2 separate regions of the Homo sapiens genome follow, and region 2 is linked to region 1. Evidence: chromatin contacts called from ENCODE Hi-C or POLR2A ChIA-PET data. All regions are on one chromosome and are shown on one strand. The core of a region is the stretch at or near the end of the contact, and the rest is flanking DNA. Distances in the headings are between cores, read along the strand shown.

What was found. A loop is a pair of places that touch in the nucleus more often than their neighbours do. ChIA-PET counts read pairs that join two places held with the same protein, here RNA polymerase II (POLR2A). Pooled maps may share reads with other maps.
Region 2: a map of CD8-positive, alpha-beta T cell shows a loop between it and region 1 (10-fold over the local background). The contact joins the promoter of LMO4 here to the promoter of ZNF644 in region 1. A Hi-C loop is called at or near these places in 2 of 168 maps with a recorded cell type or tissue (CD8-positive, alpha-beta T cell and naive thymus-derived CD4-positive, alpha-beta T cell), 2 of 37 single-sample maps with no recorded cell type and 15 of 50 pooled maps. POLR2A ChIA-PET finds 5 or more read pairs at or near these places in 1 of 52 experiments (activated B cell).

Annotation. Positions count from the first base shown.
Region 1 is chr1:91,018,407-91,024,447 of GRCh38, reverse strand. ZNF644 (zinc finger protein 644) reads left to right here and starts at 2,413. Exons shown (of 6, transcript NM_201269.3): 1 at 2,413-2,458. It also overlaps the pseudogene RPL5P6. RefSeq lists enhancers at 1,507-2,056, 2,057-2,606, 2,607-3,156 and silencers at 2,194-2,423, 2,754-2,823.
Region 2 is chr1:87,325,013-87,331,053 of GRCh38, reverse strand. It overlaps LMO4 (LIM domain only 4), which reads right to left and starts at 2,174. Exons shown (of 5, transcript NM_006769.4): 1 at 1,810-2,174. RefSeq lists enhancers at 1-330, 1-1,545, 1,111-1,686, 1,687-2,264 and silencers at 1,110-1,199, 2,123-2,552, 2,803-2,972, 4,942-4,991.

The DNA.
Region 1 (6,041 bases), core at 1,164-3,663:
TAGTACTGTGAGGGACAGACAAGCCCCCATGCACAGCTCCCTTCAGAGTGCCAAAAACTTTACTGCCAGTAGTAGTTCTGGCAAGGCCTGCATCCTAATTGCAGGTAAAGGCACCTGGCTGACCATCAATGCTTACCACATTGTAGTCATCGCCAGTTGCCTCCACTTGGCCTTCATAGATCTTGTCCATGTCAAACCTATTGAGAAGCCTGCGGTCCAGCAGCAGGCCAGTACAATACGCTGCAGCATAATTTGTCAGGTCAACCTTCACACCATATTTTGGCAGTTCGTGTACATATGCTGTGCAGACTATCATATCCCCCTCTGTACGGGCATAAGCAATCTGACAAATGATACTCTGTTTGTTCCACGAACTATCATCCTGTATTTGGGTATGTTGTATTCATTTTTATCCTGTATCACCAAGTGTTTCTGAGCATAGTAATCAGTTTTACCCTCTCGTCGTCTTCTAAATTTCACTTGATATCTCTTAAAGTAGGCCTTATTCTTAATAACTTTTACAAACCCCATCCTGCAGAACAGAGACCCACGTCTGCGGCTAGACAGAGAACTCACGTGTATTTTTTTTTCTTTTCGCATTACCTTATTCAAGCTTTCTGTCATTATATTTTCTGCCATTCATAGAAGCTTTTGAGATCCATTTTGTACAGCGTTTCATCAACTATTACTACTTCTACTATTATAATTACTATGATTACTTTTACTGCTATTATGACTTCCACAGTATTACAATTCAGTTGCTGAGTTCTAGTGTAAAAAACAGCTTCATTAGTGAGACAAGTTCCTGATCATGGCTGAGTTCTGAATGATTCTATTTGCTTGTGTGATTTGTCTGCACATTAGTCAGTGGTATACATTAATGACAGTTATTTTCTTAGTAACTGCTTTTACAGTGATATAATGTAAGAATTTCCATAGTACATAATATTTTGTAGTAAGTCCAATAGTAAACTGAGAATGTCCAATTTTAATGGATTCTGCAAACGAAATGATCCAAAGAGCACCCCTCCCCCATTGACTGCAAATATATACGTATTTATATTTTATTGTTTACACATTTGTGTAAATGAAGACAGGAGATTTGCATTTTAAAGAGCCCAAAGAACTGTATGACTTCGAGAAAATCACCTTACTCCTCTTTGTCTCATTGGGTTACAATGAAATCGAGCAAGTTAGAACAATGCCTGGTACACAGTAAGCACTCAAAAGTGTTAGCTATTAAGTAATGAAGCAATTAATGTGTTTAGTCAAATATTTGTTGTTTGGAATCTACGTTTGCTGTTGCTGAAGGCATCATTCCATAGGAAAGAGAATGTTTCTCATTCTTGTCAAATAAATGCAGTTATGGTATATTCTTCCGAATGTCAATAACATCTTGAGGGTTTGGAGGGCCACAGTAATGACAGCTGTACAACTAAGGAAAACTTTTTTATTTTTAAATTTTTAAATGAGTAAACAGAGGTTCAGAGAAGCCAAATAATTAAGGCGGGACCAGTAGATTTCTCAAGAACTCTTGGTTAATCTTAAACATGTTAGCAGTTTCTCGTTGGCTCAGTCGAAAAACAAAAGAATAGCCCACTCAGTGTTTCTCTGCCCCAGGATCCTGTGGTGAAGTCTTGTTAAAAATGAAAATTTCCAGAACCCTCTAGGGACTGATTCTCTGAAGGGTTAACCAGCATCTCACATGCTTCTTATATAACTTTAATTCGTAGAACCACGACACTTTCAGTAATGCAGGGAGAGAGTATCCTCAGAGAGTCAAACTGGAGCAAACCTCGGCCACCTTTCAGGGCAGGCTGTCCGGGTAACTGAGATGTCACACTTGATGCTTTGCCTGGCCATCAAGCAACTCCCAACAATCTGCCCCCTTAAGATCCTAAAACCTTCCCTCTGCCATTACTCCACAGTTGTGATTGGCAAATATTGCTGTTTTCCTCAACAAGAGGAAAATAACAGAGATTTTTGCACGCTCGTGATCGTGGAACTCAAACCTGGGCCTGTTCCACCTTAAAGGGCCTAGGCATGCCTAGTGCTTGGGTCTTGCAGAGTTTGGGCACCACCATATTTGGAGCGTGCCTACTTTGGGGCGGGAACCTCCTTGGGAGTGATTAGGTCAGCGCTGGGGGAGGTGACCTTGTTTGGTTTCTGGCACCCGAGAACAGTGGTGCACTGTTTCCGCTGCCCTCGTTTGTCTAATTGGCCCAGACGCTCCACCAGCGCGAAGCTTCCCGGGAGCTCCTCGCTGGCCACCCCCGCGGCCCGCAGCCCGGCAGAGGCGGGAAAGCAGCGCGCCTGCGCCGTGGGAACCGGGGCTGGAGGCGAAAAGCGGGGAGCGGAGGGGGGCCGCTGGAGCCGAGTAGCGTACAGAGCGGCGTGTGACGCGGGGACGCCGCGTGCTCCCAACGTCGCCCCGGTTTGACGCACACGGCACCAAACTGTGAGTTTCAGGGGTTATTTGGTCAGATTCGCTGGGACCCGAGTGGGTTTCGGGCCTCTGGGCTGTGGCAGCGGCGGGACTGAGGGTGGCGGAAGAACTTGGGGGACCCGGCCTCCGGCTCTCGGGCCCGGGGAGCTACGCCCTAGGCTGGGTCCCAGCCATCCAAAAGGACGCATTTTGCCGCACAGGCTAAGATGGCGGCGGCGGCCGAGGAGGCGGAGTTGGTGCTACACAAGGAGCCCGGGCCCCGGGTTCGGGGAGGCGGCGGCCGCGGCGGTCGCTGGGGGCCACGGAGCCTGAGGTGAGCGGCGGCCGCCGCCGCGGGGCGGGACTCGGCGGGGGGATGGGGGGGGGGCTTTCCGCTGCGGCGTCGGAGGATCCGGTAGCGGACACAAAGGGGCTGAGCTGGGCACTAGACTTGGGGGTTTTGTTTAGTCACATGAAGCCGAGCAGCCAGTGAGCAGTAGGGGGAAGGGGCCGAGATCAGGCGGCTTGGGGAGCCTGGCGGTCGCCATTGCAATGCACTGAGTAACGGGGCGGGCCGAGAGCAGTCACCAACCCCTCTCGTTGAGGCTGCTCGGTTGTGGCCAGAAACGCTGGCTCTGGCATTAACTGTCTACACCCCTCCCCTTACTTGGGACAGGACCGCATAGCCCTCCCCTCCCCCCGTCCTGCAAGATCTTATGCGGCTAGGTGCCTGGGAAGTAACAGCAAGAGGTAAATCGCTCGAAGTGTTTGGGTTGCCAGGGGCTTGGTGGGTGTCCAGCTAAAGCTTTTTGCCTCTCCAGGTCTGATTCTCTGGCCTTTGTGTCCCTGGGAAGTTACTCTGCCAGAGGAAAGCAGGTGTGCTCCACTTCTCCCGTGAACCTGAAGATGAGTTGTCCCAGACTCTTCTCAGTGATTGGAAACTTAGGTGGTGGAGCTAAAGGTTACTTGTTACGAGACTTCTACAGACAACTCTTGTTGGGATCCATCTATGGTTTAGCAACATTAGTGGAAAAGTTTTCTTGAATATTGACTTTGAATATAAAAACGTTTATATTTAGACTTCAGATTTTGTGTGATCATCAAACTCAACGAGGGGATAAACATAATTGGGGGCGAATGATGGTCTTGTCTTGTTAATAATTTCAACAGAAGTATCACAACACCGCCGACTATCCTGTCCAGTCCTAATTCCACGCTTGTTGCATCTGGATGGTAGATTTGTTTTAATTGTGTATTCCCTCCCTGCAGTAGTTTGCTTTAGTTGTAAACATTTTTTGGTCCCATGAGAAGGAAAACATTTCAAAAAATAGACAACTAAAGTTTCTCAAAGAAAGGAAACCTGGCTGTTTGCCTTCAGTTGCATGTGTAAGTATCTAGGGAACTTGATGGCAGTAATATTGCATTTTGGTAGGCTTGCTAAGAAAAACCTCGTTTTTATAATAAGGCTATAATCTAGCTTAGACATTTTAATTGGTGAAGCATAAAGCTTGATTAGTATTAATGCAGTGGTATGTATTGCTTTTAAAAGTCTTACAATTTCTAACAAATTAAAGTTATACTGCAATTATATCATACTTTGTGTTGGTATTAACTCATGAAGTACAAAATTTTGAAACACCTAATGTTTTGTGTTGGCAATTAACAGAATTCCTTGGTTGGAGGGATATTTAAACACATTAGATCACTGTGTAGATCTCTGTGTTCAAACTGAAATTTGAATTTTTCAACATTAGTTAACTTTCATTTCCTTGTTCTTTTCAGATATATATTTTCTCTTTTTTTAGCTTCTAATACAGAACAGTCTTGTATTAATGAATAGGAGATGCATTAACATTAGCAAATGTATTCCTGGATCATAAAGTTTTACAGTGGAAGCAATATCAAAGAACAACTGCTCTTACCCTCCTCTTTTACAATATATTGAGGACCAGAGATGATTAAGTTAGTGGCATAATGGAAAATTGCCTTTCAGCCTCTACCCATTGCTGTTTGTATTTGTCATATTGCTGGGATGAGAAGGTGAATATCTACAACTAATGGTTAAAAAAACAAGGGAATGTTATTGAGAATACTTGTTAATTAAATATTGTTAGGTTCATGAGAACTTCTGTGACAATAAGTTAAAAACTTTCATATTGGCCTGGCACGGTGGCTCACGCCTGTAATCCCAGCACTTTGGGAGGCTGAGGCGAGCAGATCACGAGGTCAAGAGATCGAGACCATCCTGGCTAACATGGTGAAACCCCGTCTCTACTAAAAATGTAAAAATTTCCTGGGCGTGGTGGTGCCTATAGTCCCACCTACTCGGGAGGCTGAGGCAGGAGAATCACTTGAACCCGGAAGGCAGAGGTTGCAGAGAGCTGAGATCGTGGCACTGCACTCCAGTCTGGTGACACAGCAAGACTACATCTCAAAACAAAAAAACAAAAAAACTTTCATATTCTGTGGTTAACTTGGTTTTTAAAGTGACTTTCAGTGAAACAAAATCAGGTACAAAATACAGAAATATCAGATAGTTTCAGAGCAATGTTGCTTTTGAATTTTAAGGTTTTCCAAATGCAGTCTTGACCCAGAAATTGAAAAATTAAAAAACAACAACCAGGGACTTGATAAATTTCTTTGAAAGTTTGAAATAACTGCTGTTATTGCCAGTTATTATGTAGGAAAAGAAATGAGATCAATGCTGAAAATAATGGTGTCTTTCATTTTGTAATAGTGTTTTGGTTGGATAAACGAATGTGCCACTCAGAATGTTCCCTTTCTTTAAAACAACTTTTTAAGACTACTACTTCTACTGAGTGGTACCTCTAAGGTCTGTTAGGAAATTGAACAAGTAGTGACAGTCATTTATGGTGGAACCCTATAGTGATTTTTAACTTCTTTGAATGTCAGATTTAGCAAAAAGTTAAATTGTTTTAAGGTTTTAAAAGTTTTTATGGGTCATATAAGGTGCTTTTAAATTACTGATTTTTGTTAGTTGATAAGCTGTTTTATAATTTTCAACATTATGTGAGTGGATTTACTTACACTTTCATTTTGTGAAAATTAGAGTCACTTTCAGGTTATTTGTAGTTATAAAGTGGTCTGTCACCTGCCAACCTTAAACATTTTCCAGTTTTAGTTTGTCATTCAAGTTATAAGAGTGTTTTGGTTGAATTGAGACTGTTAATGGGTAGCAGGAGGAGAAAAGAAAGTTTCAAAGAGAATAGAAGTGGTGGGATATCTGCAATCTAGAGAAAGGTCAGGTCCATTTTTTTTCTGTCATCCTAAATATTGTTTTTTAGTGTTACTTATTTAGACCATTTTCTCAGGATGTGATTCTGGAAGGAAAAGTGAATCTTATTCTTGGGAAGGCTTTTCAGTCAGGTCTTAAGACAATTGTAGCTTGCAGCAAATGGAGAAATTGGCATGTTGAGTTATCTAACCCTGATTTTATAGAGCACTTGTTTTAACCATTTTTTAAACTGTTTTCTAAATGTTTTAAATTAGTAACCTTGTAAAATAAAACGAGAATGAAGAGTGGATACTGTAATACTATGGATACATATTCAAATGAGCTTTTATTTACACTTATTAATCTTTCTGGTAGAGAGAA
Region 2 (6,041 bases), core at 925-3,424, 3.7 Mb after region 1:
TACAGATAATGTGCGAGAAGGCACCATTAAGGGATGCACAAGTTAAATTCGAGCCCGTCCTGCTGTCACCAAAAACTGCTTTAAAAAAGAATTCCCCACTCTAATGAATGCCACAAGAGATGCAACTGGGATATAATATAGGAATCAATTTATAAAGCTTAGCCTAAACCGATTAATTTGTTGCCTTCAATCCCGAGTCCAATAAAGTCCTAGTGTTCCTCTAGTCACTTATTCTGTAAAAAGATCAAGTTATTTACTGCCAATTAAGCAGCCTGTATTGTCTTTGTCCTCTGTAAGCTGAGAGTGTGGGCTCCCCCTGAGGCTCCCGGCTATCTGCTCAAGACATTCAGCTGATACCTCAGAAGAAGGCGAACTTTGCCTGTACCCGGCCCAACTTGGCTGCTGCAAAAAAAACGAGGAAGGAACGAAACAAGGACTCGGGTTCCTTAAATAGGCCGATTTTAAACACATTTCCTCCGAAAGAGTCCCGGAACGTGTGTCCAGTGACCGCACAATAAACCAGAATAAGAACTGCACCAATTAAGCTGTAACAAAACCCTGAGACTTTGGAAACAGGACCACTCTAAAACCCATTAGCATTGCATTTATCCGAATGCATCATACCTTTATGTAAATTGATTTATCTGATGCATTTACTCGAGGAATTGCTTTTTGTTACAATTTCAGCCCTAACCCAAATGAATCTGCATTTCCTGCCCTAGATCTTTAAACTGTTTCCCCCAACGTTTTAATCGCTCCGAATTCCTTTTTAAAAGGAGAGTGAGGGAGGAGATTCCAAGCTCTTCCCCGCCCCCATCTTTAGTGAGAGGTAAATATATATGTATTTTTTTTTTGAAAAGGAAACATTACACTGAGAAAAGCATCCAGTAACCCCATTAGCTAAAGCTCTTAAGGACAAGCAATACCTTAATGCTGATTAAATCTAAAAGAGATGAATCAAGAAGACTGACCAGAAACTGACTCCCCTGATAACTAAGGACGGGCCCTCATCAAGTTTCATTTAGAGTTGGAAAAAAAAAAAAAAAAAAGAAAGCTTTTAAGTTAAATAGGCTTATACTCTAGTAATTACATAGCCAAGCAATTTAGGTCCTGGGATAGTCAGTGAAATAGAAAGCAGAACTGGCAGCTAGAGGCAAAATCTGCCCCCCTTTAACAACGTCTCTGGTGTTTTTTAATGGAGACCAAGGGAGGGACAAACGTAACGCTGGCAATTTGTAGTACAAAAATGGATGCTTAATTCATGTCTTGATTTTAATTAGGTGATTCACCGTATTTCTCCTGGATTGGAACAAAAGACTTATAAGCCAAGAAGAATTTTTTTAAAAGAACCAGCAATACCGAATCCTGCTCACTTAGATCCTTCCTGCCACTGTTTCAAAAATAGTGTTTACTAGAAGGGAGGGGGGGTATCGTGACTATCCCCACCCCCACCCCCCCAAACACACTACTTCTCATACTTAAAATCCTCATCTAAGCACCCCTTGCCTTTCCCTTATGAACTAGAAATATCCCCACCCCCTCTACGGTCCCCACCAGCCCCGTTTCCAAGAAGAGCCCTTTTGTAAGCAGGAACCGCTACAAAGCTGGCGGCCCGGGGCTGCCCTCCGCGCTAGCTCGCAGGCCGGCCTCGGTAGTTTCAGACTCGCGCTTTATCTAAGCCGACGTATTGTTTACTTGCAATTTGGGACGGTCAGGGGAAGGAAGCCAAAGAAAACAGCCCTGGCCCGAATCGACCCCCTCCCTCCCTCTCCCACCTCCCGGCCCGCGGCTCTCCACCCGCCCCCTTACCTGCTTTTCCCCTATATTGCAATATTGCGAGAGGCGGCGGCGGTGAAATGCGAGCGAAGCCGCTCGGCTTCCAGGGAAGGGGCGCCTGGGCTGGCGGAGCTGGAGGGAGGGAGGGAGTTCTCGCAGAAGCAGGAAAGGGGAGGAGGGGGCTAAGGGCGGCTTTTTTTTTTTTTTTAAATCGCGTTGCTCTGGGGCGGGTTGGGGGGCCCCCGCGTAAGTGCCGGGCGGCCGGGAGCAGAAGTGTCAGTCTCAGTCTTCGTCCTTCTCCGCCTCCGACTGCGCGCGAGCAGCTGCAGGAGCCCTCGGCCCGCGCGGCGCGGCTTCAGGCGCGGCGCAGCGGCAGCAACTGCTGCAATCGCTGCTGCAAGTTTGGCAATGTGGCTTCACTTTGTATATTCCCCCGCCCGGGGGCCCCCGCCCCCGCCCGCGCTCCTCCCGCTCCTCCTCCTCCTCCGCCGCCGCCTTCCTCCCTCCCGCGCGCTCGCTCGCTTGCTCGCTCCGGGATGGCAGCGGCGGCTCGGCTGAGCTCCCTGCACCTCCGGCCGGGAGCAGTCGCAGACACAACAGCCCCGGGAGCGGCGGCGGACGGTGCGGAGGCCGGCAGGCAGGCGCACCCAGGCGTCGGGGGCTGCGGCCGGCCGGGCCCGGCGCGCTGGAGCCTGCGCCGCTGCCGGGGCTGTTGCTGCCCGGCTCGGAGGCGGCGGCGGCGGCGGCGCTGGCCTCTAGCCGGCTCGCTCGCTCCCTCCGCGGCTCTTACACATGTGTTACTGACAGAGCAAAATCCCAACTACTCCCCGGCTCTGCCTCCGACGTCAGCGACCCTCAGCCACTGGGCGGCCGGATTGTTCAGGCGGAATAATAAAACCTGCCAATCCGGGGAAGGACAAAGGGATGACTGAAACGAGACTCGGGGGGCGGGAGAGAGAGCGAGGCGGCAGAGCTGGCCGACAGAGGAGAAGGGAAGGGCCCGAATCAGGTGGGGTGAAGTGACCCGGGCGCCTGGGGCCGGGGACCCGCTTGGGCTGCCCTTCGCGACCCGGGATCCGGAGTCGAGACGCAGGGCGGGGCCTCACCTGCCTTCTCAGCGCACGGGGACCCTGAGGACCCGCGCCCGCTCGCCCCTCGGGGACTGCCATCCCCTCTATCTGAGAGGAGACCCTTAGGAAACTTACCATCTTTCTCAGAAATGGGTCTCTTCCTGTTTGGGAAGATAAGTCCTGCATCTTAGGGCAGTGGACTTCTATCCCCTCACGCACAAGCACACAGAAGAGGATTTTTGTTGTTGTTTCTTTAATTCACGATATTGGAGATTTATGAACCGTAGTGGAAGCTTAGTTAACAAGGTAGAAACATAAAGGAAATAATAGTTGCTAGCTAAATACTGCCTACTTAGCCTCCCTCATACTCCCATTTTTCCGAGTTTGAAAGTGCCTAGCAGGCATTTCCTGGATCCTTGTCAATTGCTGGTGATGTAGGGAGCACAGTCCTTATTTTCAAAGTTGACGAAAACTTAAGGGAGAAAGCCTTTCCCGACTACCCTCCTCACTGTGGAGGATGAGAGGCGGAAATTCTCACAGCCCCCAAAAGCAATGGAAGTAATTGCAAGATTTGCAATCTCACAGCCTCTAGAGAGTAAGAAATGTCACTTCTAGTATAAATCAAGTTTTGAGGAATGCTTTTAGGGTGCTAGCCTGAGAGTCTTTTTCCAAGGCCGAAGCACAGCCTAGATGCTTGAATACCTAGGCATTCGACTTTATCTACTCTGCCAAATAGGTTAAATAAATCTCCAGACTGAGGCTAATATTAGGCCTGATTATTGTTAGTAAGTTCCAGAGAGATTTTTCTGGTGGAAATTATCATGAAAGTGCAAAGCCCTTCTGCTAAGTATCATTAAGTAAAACCAGCCTTGTGGGGCAAGTTTTCATATTGTGTTACACACAGTACTGCTAGATTGAGGAAAGGAACCTGAAGGAGAATCTGGCGAGACAATGCAGATGTTGAACATTTAGGGTTTTAGTGTCTATTTGGGGGATTTCTGTCTTTCAAACCATCAAAATTAATAAGGCTGCATAAGAAAGAATAATTATTGCCCATACAGTCAGGTAGAGGGCATTTTAAATATCAATTCAAATACTCATTTTTTAATTCTAGCACCTTAAAATTAAATGAATTAATTTTATTGATTTGTATTTAAAGTTGCACTGCTATGATGAATTCACCTTGTGCACATATAAAAAACTTTTTTTAAAAAAAAGTCATTAAAACTATAATAGTAATTAAAATGTCCTACACAGAAAACAGCTACAGATGGGCATGATTAAAGAGGACCAACTTAGAAAAGATGTAATGCTGCTTGAAGGTTAGTCAAGAAAACTCAATTAAACCAGATGAGGAGAGGAACACCATAAACAAATAATACATTTGAATCCCCTGGTTCATTTTCACTTTTTAAATAATTTATAATAAAAGGAGATGACACAAGATCTTAGTGGGCTACAATTAAGTTATGATTTGTCATGTGCAAGTAAATTTCCGTCTCTGGGCCTTAATTTTCTCATCCACAAATGAGAGAATTAAGCCAAATGGTCTTTATTTTTTCTTTTTAAAAATGATTTTCTTAGATAGAGCACATAATGCATAGATGTATAACGAATTGTGGTACTTTTCAGGATTTTTCCTGAAGAATATGCACTAAAACGAAATCTTAATTCCTGAAGGAAATGTTAGAAATTTAACCAGACACATGTTCAGCTATCATTGAGTGATTATCCAGAGGATCCCGGTGGTGTTTGTGGAAGGAAGGAGAGTGAGATGGATAAAACTTTGAATAACAGAGCTCTAGGCTACAGGGCCTACATTTTAGGAGGTGGTTTTAGTGCTTCAGCTCTAATTCTGTGCGGAGTGAGGTCTTTAAACATGTCCTGGTAGATTGGAGTGGATGGGAGTGTATTACCAGAGAGCTTTATTTGCTGATGTGTGTTTATAGAAATACAAAAGCGATAATGGCTAACAGTCTCTCTTCTGAGAGGTAGGGAGTAAATACATTCACTGTAATCAAAATTCAGGTGTACTTTTACCACAGCGCCACCTCTGGGTAATCTTTATTTCTGCATTCTTTGCGTTTAGCAGTCCTTTCTCATCCTGATTTGTGGTCTGAAAATGCCTGGTTGAGTGGGTAGCAACGTCAATCTTTTATTTCCACTGATGCGAAACACAAAAACCTTGTAAACACACACAAATTCAGTATGGGTAAAGAAATTCTGTATTCGGATATTCTTCAAACAAATATTAAAAACAGTGCATAAAGTAATATTCCTGGTATGAAGTAAAATTGCCTAACTCGAAATAATGTTATATTGTGCCCCACAGTTGACGAAACCTCTGCTGATATCACACATTCATCATTCATCCTACTCATCTGCAATGAGATATAAGATTAGGGGGCTTTGGAAAAGAAAGATAAATGTAAATCGTTTCTTTCTTGAATCCTAATTAAATGTGGGAACCATACTGCTCCTAGATCAAGCCGTCATTTTCTCCACTTGCCCCAAAATTATTTGTTCATAGCTTCCTTTCTCGTTTATGTCCTTCAATCATAATCATTCTTTTCTCCAAGTGACAGTTCGCTAAGAATCTCCCATGGACAGCCAGAGGTTCTACACAGACCTATGCAGCCTTTAATGTCTGGAGAAAGTCTAGGCTATTTGATGCTGATATGACCTCCAAGACAACATGCCCCAGCTCTTTCTCAGGAAAAAATATTCTGTCCTTTTAAAGTCAATGCAAAACCGTTTTTGAAGAAAGTCTTTTTAGGAAGGAAAATTTTTAAAAATCTGCTCAACTTTATTGCTGCCATCACAGAGATCCCTTGATATTCAGTTTCCTCCAACGTGAATACAAAAAGCTTGAGTCTAGGACAACAATTCCAGAGTGTAAAAGGTGTGGAGAGAAAAGGGAACAGTAGTTACCAACAGAAAAAACCCAAGGAAGAGGAAGGGCAGGTTAGGTCCTGGGCCAGTTTTCTGTGGTGGCGTTGTCGTCTGAGCAGCAGGGTGTATGGCACAGTAAGTATAGTCGGACCTGCTGCTTCATTTAAGAATAGGAGTTTACAGGCCCAGTGGCCCACGCCTATAATCCCTGCACTTTGGGAGGCCGAGGCAGGTGAATCCCTTGAGTTCAAGACCATCCTGGGCACCATGGCAAAACTCCATCTCTACTAAAAATACAAAACT